Linked DNA regions of Homo sapiens: region 1 is linked to region 2. A link is a contact called in ENCODE Hi-C or POLR2A ChIA-PET data. All regions are on one chromosome and are shown on one strand. The core of a region is the stretch at or near the end of the contact, and the rest is flanking DNA. Distances in the headings are between cores, read along the strand shown. Region 1 overlaps EPS15-AS1 (EPS15 antisense RNA 1). Region 2 has its middle 16 kb from the start of RAB3B.

Region 1 (5,481 bases), core at 1,455-3,954, 440 kb after region 2:
TGATTCTGGATCTGACTGTAGGGACTATATTCATTACTGCTGGACTATGCTGCTTTCCCCAACCCCCTAGGATTTTAAAAATAGCACGCTGCACTTGAAACAGGGGAAGACACTGTATAACATCCAAATGTTCTTCTTCCCTAGAGGAGCTTAGTGTGACGGAGAGAGGAGCAGACAGACCTAGGGCTAACTCCCATGACTTACTAGCTGCATAATTTCGGCAATTCTTATTTCTCTGAGCTTCAATACTAGATGGAGATAATAACCATTGCCTGCCATGCTCATTAGACAGGGCTTTTGTTAAGAGCCAAATAACATTGTGGAGGAAGGGTGAGCTCTGAGCACAAGTTCTGCAGGATTGGGTTTTTTGTCTGAGAAAGCTTTTGTCCGCTAAGTAGAATTCATTGATCTTTCCCTGAAGTGATTTCCTATCTTCTTCCTCCTGGCTACTGTTATGAATCTCATTTTCATATTGATTAAAGGAGAGAATTATGAACTGGCTTGAGAATCTTAAATTTTAAATCCACTCTGGAAAACTGTTCCCAGAGTATTAAACGGTATTAAAGGGAAAACCATTTCCAGAGTAGAGAGAAATTGGAGACGGTGTGACCCACGGGAAGCTGTGCCTTGGTGATGCCAGTGAGGGTAGTCTGCTCAGCCACTCATCTCCTCTCAGTGTGGTTTCTTGGTTGTTGTCCCTCACATTGTATCCCACTCAGGTTCATTGGATTCCTCCTAGTTCTTTAGAAGAGTCCTGGGTTACAAAAGAGGCTCAGAGAGAAGGCAGGTGGAATTGAGCTACGAAGTAGGGTTTGGCAGAATAGAGACTCAAAACTTGGTCTTGCCTGCAGGTTCGGTGCTCTTTGCCTTGTGCACACGCCCTCCTCCGTGAAGTCTTCCCTGGTTACTCTAGCTGTTCTTGGGGTCTTTGGGGAAGTAAGCATACTTTGTTCAATTTTGTTTTGTTTTGATTAAGACAGGGTCTTGCTCTGTCACCCAGGCTGGAGTGCAATGGTGTGATCGTAGCTCACTGCAGCCTCAAACTCCTGGGCCCAAATGCTTCTCCCACCTCAGCCTCTGGAGTAGCTGGGACTACAGGCATGTACCACCATCCCCAACTAATTTTTAATTTTTTTTGCAAAGACAAGGTCTCATTATGTTGCCCATGCTGGTCTTAAACTCCTGGCCTCAAGCAGTCCTCCTGCCCTGACATACTAAAGTACTGGGATTAGAGGCATGAACCACCATGCCAGGCCAAGCATATTATTTAAAATGTAGACAACTCCTAACATAATGTCAGACATGAAAGTGTTTACCACAGAGCCTGGTGTACAATAAGTGCTCTTGAGATGTCTGAATCAGGACCTGTGATTCTTCTGTGTAATTTAACACATACTTATTGAGTCTTTCTTCTATGTCAGGTCCTGTTCCAGATTCAGGGAATATAAAGATGCACCTGTTCTTCAGAAGCTAAAAATTATTCAAAGAGACTGAAATAAACCTAGTTTCAACATAGTGTGACCCAGGAAAGTACAGAGAGCTGTGGGATCATAAGGAAGGACCCAGCCGGGTGTGGTGACTCACGCCTGTCAGGAGTTCGAGACCAGCCTGGCCAACATGCTGAAACCCCATCTCTACTAAAAATACAAAATTAGCCGGGCGTGGTGGCGGGAACCTATAATCCCAGCCACTTGGGAGGCTGAGGCAGGAGAATCATTTGAACCTGGGAGGCGGAGGTTGCAGTGAGCCGAGATTATGCCACTGCACTCCAGCCTGGCGACAGAGCAAGACTCCGTCTCCAAAAAAAAAAGGAACCTCACCAAGTACGAATAATGATAGCCCCTTACATTTTATGTTGACAGTTTACAAAGTACTTCTCAGATCTCTTACTCACTTGACCTTCACCAGGAATCCTATGAGATAGGAATAATTCTCCACGTTTTGCTGATATGAAACTGAGACTCAGAGAGTTAACAGAGCCCTAACCAGTAAGCTGGGCAGCAGCATGGAATAATAGAAAGACCACTAGCCTGGAGGCCAGGAGACTTTGCTTGTATGGCATGATTTCATTTGTGACTCTGTCATCTTGAGTAAGTAACCTTTCCTCCCTGGGGCTTGGTCTGCTCATCTATAAAGTAATGTGGTTAGACTAGAAAGGCTCTGAGATCTATTATTACCCTGATACTCTCTGGAGGAGGAAGTAAAGTCTTATAGTTGAAGATGGGGGCTCTAGAATTAAATGAACTGGTTGAGTGATCCTGCACAAGTGAAATAGCCTCAATGGCTTCATGATAAAGCAGAGAAATTAGGAGAACCCACTTCATGGGGTTATTATGAAGATTAAGTACAGTAGTAATATATGTGAATGAAACACATTGGTAACGAGTAAGTGTTCAGTGAATGTTAGCAGTGATTACTATTTGATCTACGAGGCTATGGTAGAAAGATGTCCAGAAAGTGCAGGGGCTCTTTCTACCACAGCATTTTTGTATGGTAGAACCTCATTCTGGTCACCCAGGGGAGCCTCGGAAAAACAGGCCTTTGTTTTGTAAAGTTGTAGAACAGTCTTCAAGTATCTCTTGAAAATCAGAGGTAGCATGGTATGCAGAAAGAATCAGACAAACGTGGCTTAAAATTCCAGCTTGGCTCCTTGCTAGCTATGTGGCCCTAGGCAGGTGACTCACCTCCTTATGACTCAGCCTCCTGATTGTAAAGTGGAGATAATACTCATTTTGCAGGGTTGCTCTGAGGCTTGAATAAAAGTATGTGTGCAAAGCTTTCAGCACAGGTATGGAAGAAAATACCAGAGATTGGTGAGGTCAAGTGCTGGATCTCTCTGGCTGCTTTTTGGGTATTTAAGCCTGAAGACTCTGTGCTTTCTGCTTCTAGGTCTCCAAACCAGTGAACATGCCAAGTTTTATGCCTTCTCAACCAGGTTGAAGCATTCAGCAATGAGAATGAGACCTTGGTGTTTCAGTTTTCAGTAAAACACAAGCAAAGGAAGTATTGTGGTGGCGGATATGTAAAACTCTTTCCTGCCACCCTGAACCAGGAGGATATGCACTCAGGATCCAAGTATCACATCATGTTTGGTAAGCTCTCTGATAGCAGTCACTGTCAGCTCCATTAGGTCCTAATGACAGCCACTGTAGTTGTTGAAAACGCTCAGATTCACTTGGAACAGAAAATGTCTAATATGATAACTCCACCCCGCCTCCATGTGGCAGGACTCTTCAAAGACCTGAAAAAAGCAACTCTAAACCTGAATGTTAATATAAGTAAACCACAGAGGTGGGGAGGCACATGGTACCATATTAAGAAATCTATAGCACAGGGAGACATTTTCCAGTTCTCAGAAGAGGAGAAGGAGGTCATCAGCTACGTAGACCCTCTCACAGGTACACTACAATAAGGCATTGTACTCTGCCTCAGTGAGAGAAAGGCACAGGAGGTCAAGGAAGTGACCTTTTTTTAGCATCTGAAATGTGTCCAGAGTGTTGTATCTGTAACCTAAATATGTAACTAGGCCTCCTTGGGGCAGTCCAGATCTTACTTAAGCACGTGTGTGTTTTGGATAGTGAGAGTGGTAACATGGGAGGTAAGGTTGAAAATTAAGTTAAGGCTGGGTGCAGTGGCTCACCCCTGTAATTCCAGCACTCTGGGTGGCGGGGGGCTGAGGCGGGTAGATCACTTGAGGTCAGGAGTTCGAGAGCATCCTGGCCAACATGGTGAAACCCCATCTCTACTGAAAATACAAACATTAGCCAGGCATGGTGGCTAGCACCTGTAATACCAGGCAGGATAATTGCTTGAACCTGGGAGATGGAGGTTGTAGTGAGCCGAGATTGCACCACTGCACTCTAGCCTGGCTGATAGAGCAAGACTCCGTCTCGAGAAAAAGAAAAATTAGCCAGGTGTGGTGGCGGGAGCCTGTAATTCCAGGTACTCAGGAGGCTGAGGCAGCAGAATTGCTTGAACCTGGGAAGCAGAGGTTGCAGTGAGCTGAGGTTGCACCACTACACTCCAGCCTGGGCGACAGCCTGGGTGACAGAGTGAGACTCTGAGACTCCGTCTCAAAAAAAAGAAAAGAAAAGAAAATTATGTTAAATCTATTCCCAACTGTTGGCAGATAAGGCTTTCTGGGCTCAGAGACACTGATGATCTCTAGAGTTCCCTCTAGAGTTTTTACAAAGCATAAAGGGCCCCAGGCTCTGTTTCTAGGTAGCCTTGGGTTTGAATACCAACAATGCTACTTACTAGCTGTTTGTCTTTGAGCAACCTGCTTAACTGTTCTGAGCCACAATTTTCCCAGCTAAAAGTGGGGGATAGTAACACCTACTTGTAAGAATTAAATGACATGGTATAAAATGCCTGACACAGAAGGGGTTTCTGGTTGGGTTTGGTCAATGGGAGCCCTGGGAGATCAGAGATGGAAAAGAGAGTTGTGTTCCTCAACTGAAAGTCAGCTTCTCTCTTGCCTGTCTTTTCCACAGGATTCTTTCTTCCAGGCTCTGGCAAGCACTCCTTCTAGCCCCTTTAGGCCTAGGGGTAGAACCCCATTGTTGCTAGCCCTGAGCATAGCACTATACTTTATGTTTTCACAATGTCCTGCCCCAACCTTTGTAAATAGTCCTTTTATTAAATCCTTCTCAAATAATCCCAAATTTGATTGTGCCATCTATATCCTGCTGGGACTCTGATTAATACACATGCTGTGTTTGTCTTGGGTCTTGGCCTTAGACCAGGCAAACTGCCTTAAAGCTATGTGAAATTATGCTTTGGGGTTTAATTTCCAGGCCCTGACATTTGTGGCTTTGGCAACAACAAAGTACAGGTCATCCCTCATTACTGAGAGAAATACCATGAGAACAAGACCATCAAGTGCAGGGTGAGTGTGTGCTGGTCCTCAGCCAAGGGGGAAGGAGATGCATTTTATATGTGTTATCTCATTTAATTCTTACAAAATCTTATAAATTAAATACTGTCATCTCCATTTTACAGGTTAAAAAGTAGATCTAGAGAAATGCTGTAAATTGCAGGATTTCATCAAGGAGCAGTTGATCCAAAAGCCTAAGAAGTTATATGAGGTCCTCCTGTGGAACAATGCTTGGCATAGCCCAGTTCCCCACTGCTAGACATGGGAGAGGATGGGGGAGGGAGGGAGTGTTGGACTTAGAAATGGGGATGGGTAGTCAGTTTATCATAGTAACATCAAGTTAGAGACACCTAGGTTGGCTAGAGGATAGTAGGTGGATTTCATCAGCAACTCAACAGGGATTCAAATACTAACTCTGTTTTGGGCCTTAGGCTGGGGACAGAGTGGGCCAGACATGGCCTTTGACTTCACAGAACTCACAGTCAATGAAGGTAAGAGTCAAGCAAAGTGACTACCTAGTATGCTGGGCATCTGTGGGAGCACAGAAGAGGACCCCTACCCAACCTGGAGGCTAAGGAAATACTTCTTAGGTAAGAGTTCTCCTG
Region 2 (4,821 bases), core at 2,043-4,542:
TCTCAGCACTAATATCTCTAGAAGTAATTACTGTTAAGAAAAAGCATTCAAAACTTTGTTGTTGTTGTTTTGTTTTGTTTTGTTTTGTTGAGACAGGGTCTCACTCTCTTGCCCAAGCTTGAATGCAGTGGCTTGATCACAGCTCACTGTAGCCTGTGATCGACCTCATAGGCTTATGCTATCCTCCCACCTCAGCCTCCCAAGTAGCTGGGACTACAGGTGCATGCCACTAGCCCAGCTAATTTTTGTATTTTTTTTTGTGGAGATGGGGTTTCACCATGTTGGCCAGGCTGGTCTTGAACTCCTGACCTCATGATCCACTCGCCTCGGCCTCCCAAAGTGCTGAGTTTACAGGTGTGAGCCACCACGTCCTGCCTGTCATATATTTCTTTAGTATTTCATCATGTTGCCCAGGACGGTCTTGAACTCCTGAGCTCAAGCAACCCACCAGCTTCGGCCTCCCAAAGTGCTGGGATTATAGGTGTGAACCACCTTGCATAGGAGTTCAAAACTTTTAATGTAATTGTAGAGCATTTTTGTAACAAGCCTGTCTAAAGTTACCTGACACCAAGAGTTTTTTTTTTTTATTGTTAATTACGATCCAGACATTTTACAACTTTATAGAGTTGAATTTTAATTTATAGGACACTAATTATATGTGAATGATTTCTTTCCTAAGGGGAAGATAATCTCAAATGTTATGACTTTATTGACTGTAAGTCATTAACCAGTTTTATATCTGATTTAGCAATCTTACTTTAGTATTCCTTTTTGTCACTGACAATATGTATGTATGCAAGTTTTTGTATCCTTTGAATTGGTTTGTCTTCTTGCTGGTCTTTGTTAATGAATTAATTAAAATGTTGGTATGTGTTCAGAATCTGTTTGAGAGTTATGTTTTTAATTTTTTTTTTTTTTTTGAGACAGAGTTTCTGTCTTGTTACCCAGGCTGGAGTGCAATGGCATGATCTTGGCTCAATCCTGACCTCAGGTGATCCACCCGCCTTGGCTTCCCAAAGTACTGGGATTATATGTATGAGCCACGTGCCTGGCCAAGTTTTTAACATTTTTGAAACTGCCATTGCAGAATTGTAACTGAGACAGTGAAAGGAATCTGACCTAGCCAACTCCCTCTTGCATCTAACTTCCAAGCTGTCCTTGTTCATTCCTGGGTGTATGCCCGAACTAACTTTGGAGGAACTTAGTTTATAGTTTAACTTTGAAACAAAGACGATTACAGCCCTTTTCCAAAACAAACCCCCTCTTCCTTGGGGACTAGACTGCCTTTGTAGGACTAACAAAGTAGTCAAAGGATTAGAAATTATGGTTTAGGTGGAGTCATGCAGCTGGAGGCTATAAGATTCTGACCCTCCCCAAATTGCCCCTGGGGATAACATCATTATTATAAAACCTCACATCAGTGCTTGAGATATTTTGCAGACCCTGCACTTGATGGATCAGCTGGCACCACCCAGATCGATAAAATGGCTAATCTGGTCTTGAGGTCCCCACCCAGGAACTGACTCAGCAAAAGAAGACAGCTTTGACCACCTATGATTTCATCTCCAACCAAGCCAATCAGCAGTCCCAACTCACTGGCCTCCCCCACCCTCCAAATTATCCTTAAAAATTCTGATCCCAGAATGCTTGGGGAGACTGATTTGAGTAATAATAAAACTCCAGTCTCCTGTACAGATGGCTGTACATGAATTACTCTTTCTCTATTGCAATTCCCCTTTCTTGATAAATCAGCTCTTGTAGGGGTGGGTTGCCCCTCCACACCTGTGGGTGTTTCTCGTAAGGTGGAACGAGAGACTTAGGAAAGAAAAAGACACAGAGACAAAGTATAGAGAAAGAAATAAGGGGACCCGGGGAACCAGCGTTCAGCATATGGAGGATCCCGCCAGCCTCTGAGTTCCCTTAGTATTTATTGATCATTCGTGGGTGTTTCTCGAAGAGGGGGATGTGTCAGGGTCACAAGACAATTGTGGGGAGAGGGTCAGCAGACAAACACGTGAACAAAGGTCTTTGCATCATACACAATGTAAAGGATTAAGTGCTGTGCTTTTAGATATGCATACACATAAACATCTCAATGCTTTACAAAGCAGTATTGCTGCCCGCAGGTCCCACCTCCAGCCCTAAGGCGGCTTTTCCCTATCTCAGTAGATGGAGCATACAATCGGGTTTTATACCGAGACATTCCATTGCCCAGGGACCGGCAGGAGACAGATGCCTTCCTCTTGTCTGAACTGCAAGAGGCATTCCTTCCTCTTTTACTAATCCTCCTCAGCACAGACCCTTTACGGGTGTCGGGCTGGGGGACGGTCAGGTCTTTCCCTTCCCACGAGGCCATATTTCAGACTATCACATGGGGAGAAACCTTGGACAATACCTGGCTTTCCTAGGCAGAGGTCCCTGCGGGCTTCCGCAGTTTTTGTGTCCCTGGGTACTTGAGATTAGGGAGTGGTGATGACTCTTAAGGAGCATGCTGCCTTAAGCATCTGTTTAACAAAGCACATCTTGCACCGCCCTTAATCCATTCAACTCTGAGTTGACACAGCACATGTTTCAGAGAGCACGGGGTTGGGGGTAAGGTTATAGATTAACAGAATCTCAAGGCAGAAGAATTTTTCTTAGTACAGAACAAAATGGAGTCTCCTATGTCTACTTCTTTCTACACACACACAGTAACAATCTGATCTCTCTTGCTTTTCCCCACAAGCTCTGTCTAGGCAGCGGGCAAGGTCAACCCATTGGGTGGTTACAAAGTGGGCACAGGAAGATTGTGGATTATGTGAGTTATCTGCACAGGAGGGCTATGTGTCCTGGACCATGAAGAAAGGCAGACTTAGGGCTTATCTGCCTTGTCTTTTTGCTTTTCCCTGCTCCGCCAGCCTAACGCCTTTTCCCTAATTCGGACTCCACAATTAGGTTAAGATTCTGTGGGTGTGTTGCGGTAAACTGAGGAACAGAGAGACTGATATGGGAAACCAGGAGGATATTTATTTTAAGGTACACACCAGCTCAGTGGATTCACATCCAAAAACCTGAGCCTTGAACAAAGACAGAGCAGGGTTTTTATAAGCAGGCTTACAAAAGCAAAACAAAGGCAGTTAATCATACAGTGCATAACTTGTGGCCTTGCATAGCTGGTGGCCTTGTAGCTGCGTCGAAAGAAAAACAAGAACTGGCTAAATACAGACATTTGTAAAACATAGTCATGCTTAAGAAGCCAGGGAAAGGAGTAACAGTAAAGGAATTTGTCTTCCTCTCTTTTTTTTTCCGTCAACCTTGCTCTGGAGGGAGGGGGTGGTGTCTGGAGCCCATTCCTTTGGCCTTGGTTTTTCTGAGTGTTATCTTATAACTGTCCTTGAAGTGAGCTGCTAAGCAGAGGAAAACTTGTTCTTCTTTTCTTTTTCTTTTTTTTGAGACAGAATCTTGCTCTGTCACCAGACTGGAGTGCAATGGCATGATCTCGGCTCACTGCAACCTCTGACTCCTTGGTTCAAGGGATTCTCCCACCTCAGCCTCCCGAGTAGCTGGGATTACAGGCACACACCACCACACTCAGCTAAGTTTTTGTATTTTTAGTAGAGACAGGGTTTCACCATGTTGGCCAGAATGGTCTCGATCTCCTGACCTCATGATCCACCCACCTCGGCCTTCCAAAGTGCTGGGATTACAGGCGTGAGCTACCATGCCCTGCCTTCTTCTTTTCTTTTTTAACCCTTGCCTTGCCACATTCTGGGCCTTAGCTTTTACTTTTCTTGGAGTGAATAAATGCAGCACTTATTATTTTTTAATTTCTGGCTCAGGTGGAGTGAAAGAAATACAAGTTCAAAGGGAAACGAAATGATGTAAAATTTCCAGCTATTAACAAGGACTTGTGCATGTATTAGTTTTAAGTGGATAATCTGGGTATCAAATTTCTGTCGTATTTAAAGTGTAGTGTATACATATTGAAAAGTGAGGCCGGGCGCGGTGGCTCACGCCTGTAATCCCAGCACTTTGGGAGGCCGAGGAGGGCAGATCACGAGGTCAGGAGATCGAGACTATCCTGGCTAACACGGTGAAACCCCGTCTCTACTAAAAATACAAAAAATTAGCCGGGCGTGGTGGTGGGCGCCTGTAGTCCCAGCCACTCGGGAGGCTGAGGCAGTAGAATGGCGTGAACCTGGGAGGCGGAGCTTGCAGTGTGCCGAGATAACGCCATTGCACTCTGGCCTGGGTGACAGAGCAAAAATCTATCTCAAAAAAAAAAAAAAATCACTCCTTGTTATACATGGTGTCCATTCCCCATTCGTATTTTATTATTATTATTTTTTTGAGACAGAGTCTCGCTCTGTTGGCCAGGCTGGAGTGCAGTGGCGCAATCTTGGCTCACTGCAACCTCCGCCTCCCGGGTTCAAGCAATTCTCATGCCTCAGCCTCCTGAGTAGCTGGGAGTACAGGTGCATGCCACCACGCCCAGCTAATTTTTGTATTTTTATTAGAAATGGGGTTTCACCATGTTGGCCAGGCTGGTCTTGAACTTCTGATCTCAGATGATCCACCCACCTCAGCCTCCCAAAACGCTAGGATTACAGGCATAGCCACCATGCCCAGCCACCCCATTCATATTTTAAAGTCCTAATCCAAGTACTTCAGAATGTGACTGCATTTGGAGATGAGGTCTTTAAAGAGGTAATGACGTTAAAATGAAGTCATATAGGTGGGCCCTAATGCAATAGCACAAGCATCCTTATCAGAAGAGGAGGTTGGGACATAGTTGAACACGGAGGGAAGACCACTGGAAGACACAGGGAGAAGTAGGCCATC

Evidence for each region. A loop is a pair of places that touch in the nucleus more often than their neighbours do. ChIA-PET counts read pairs that join two places held with the same protein, here RNA polymerase II (POLR2A). Pooled maps may share reads with other maps.
Region 1: a loop to region 2 is called in a map of K562, with 4 times the contacts of the local background. The contact joins two enhancer-like sites. A Hi-C loop is called at or near these places in 1 of 168 maps with a recorded cell type or tissue (K562) and 9 of 50 pooled maps. POLR2A ChIA-PET finds 5 or more read pairs at or near these places in 1 of 52 experiments (activated T-cell).

Annotation. Positions count from the first base shown.
Region 1 is chr1:51,567,159-51,572,639 of GRCh38, reverse strand. The region is part of intron 2 of EPS15-AS1 (EPS15 antisense RNA 1); the gene reads right to left. It also overlaps a transcript of OSBPL9 not described here and the pseudogene CALR4P. Among named protein-coding and RNA genes, the nearest start is that of OSBPL9, 47 kb to the left of the region's middle. RefSeq lists enhancers at 3,013-3,172, 3,333-3,382. Within about 2 kb of position 2,704, at least 16 of the 41 ENCODE cell types and tissues checked have a DNase peak (open chromatin) inside an H3K27ac peak, as active enhancers do.
Region 2 is chr1:52,004,147-52,008,967 of GRCh38, reverse strand. No RefSeq gene overlaps it. Among named protein-coding and RNA genes, the nearest start is that of RAB3B, 16 kb to the right of the region's middle. RefSeq lists enhancers at 1,437-1,731, 3,365-4,209. Within about 2 kb of position 3,292, at least 2 of the 41 ENCODE cell types and tissues checked have a DNase peak (open chromatin) inside an H3K27ac peak, as active enhancers do.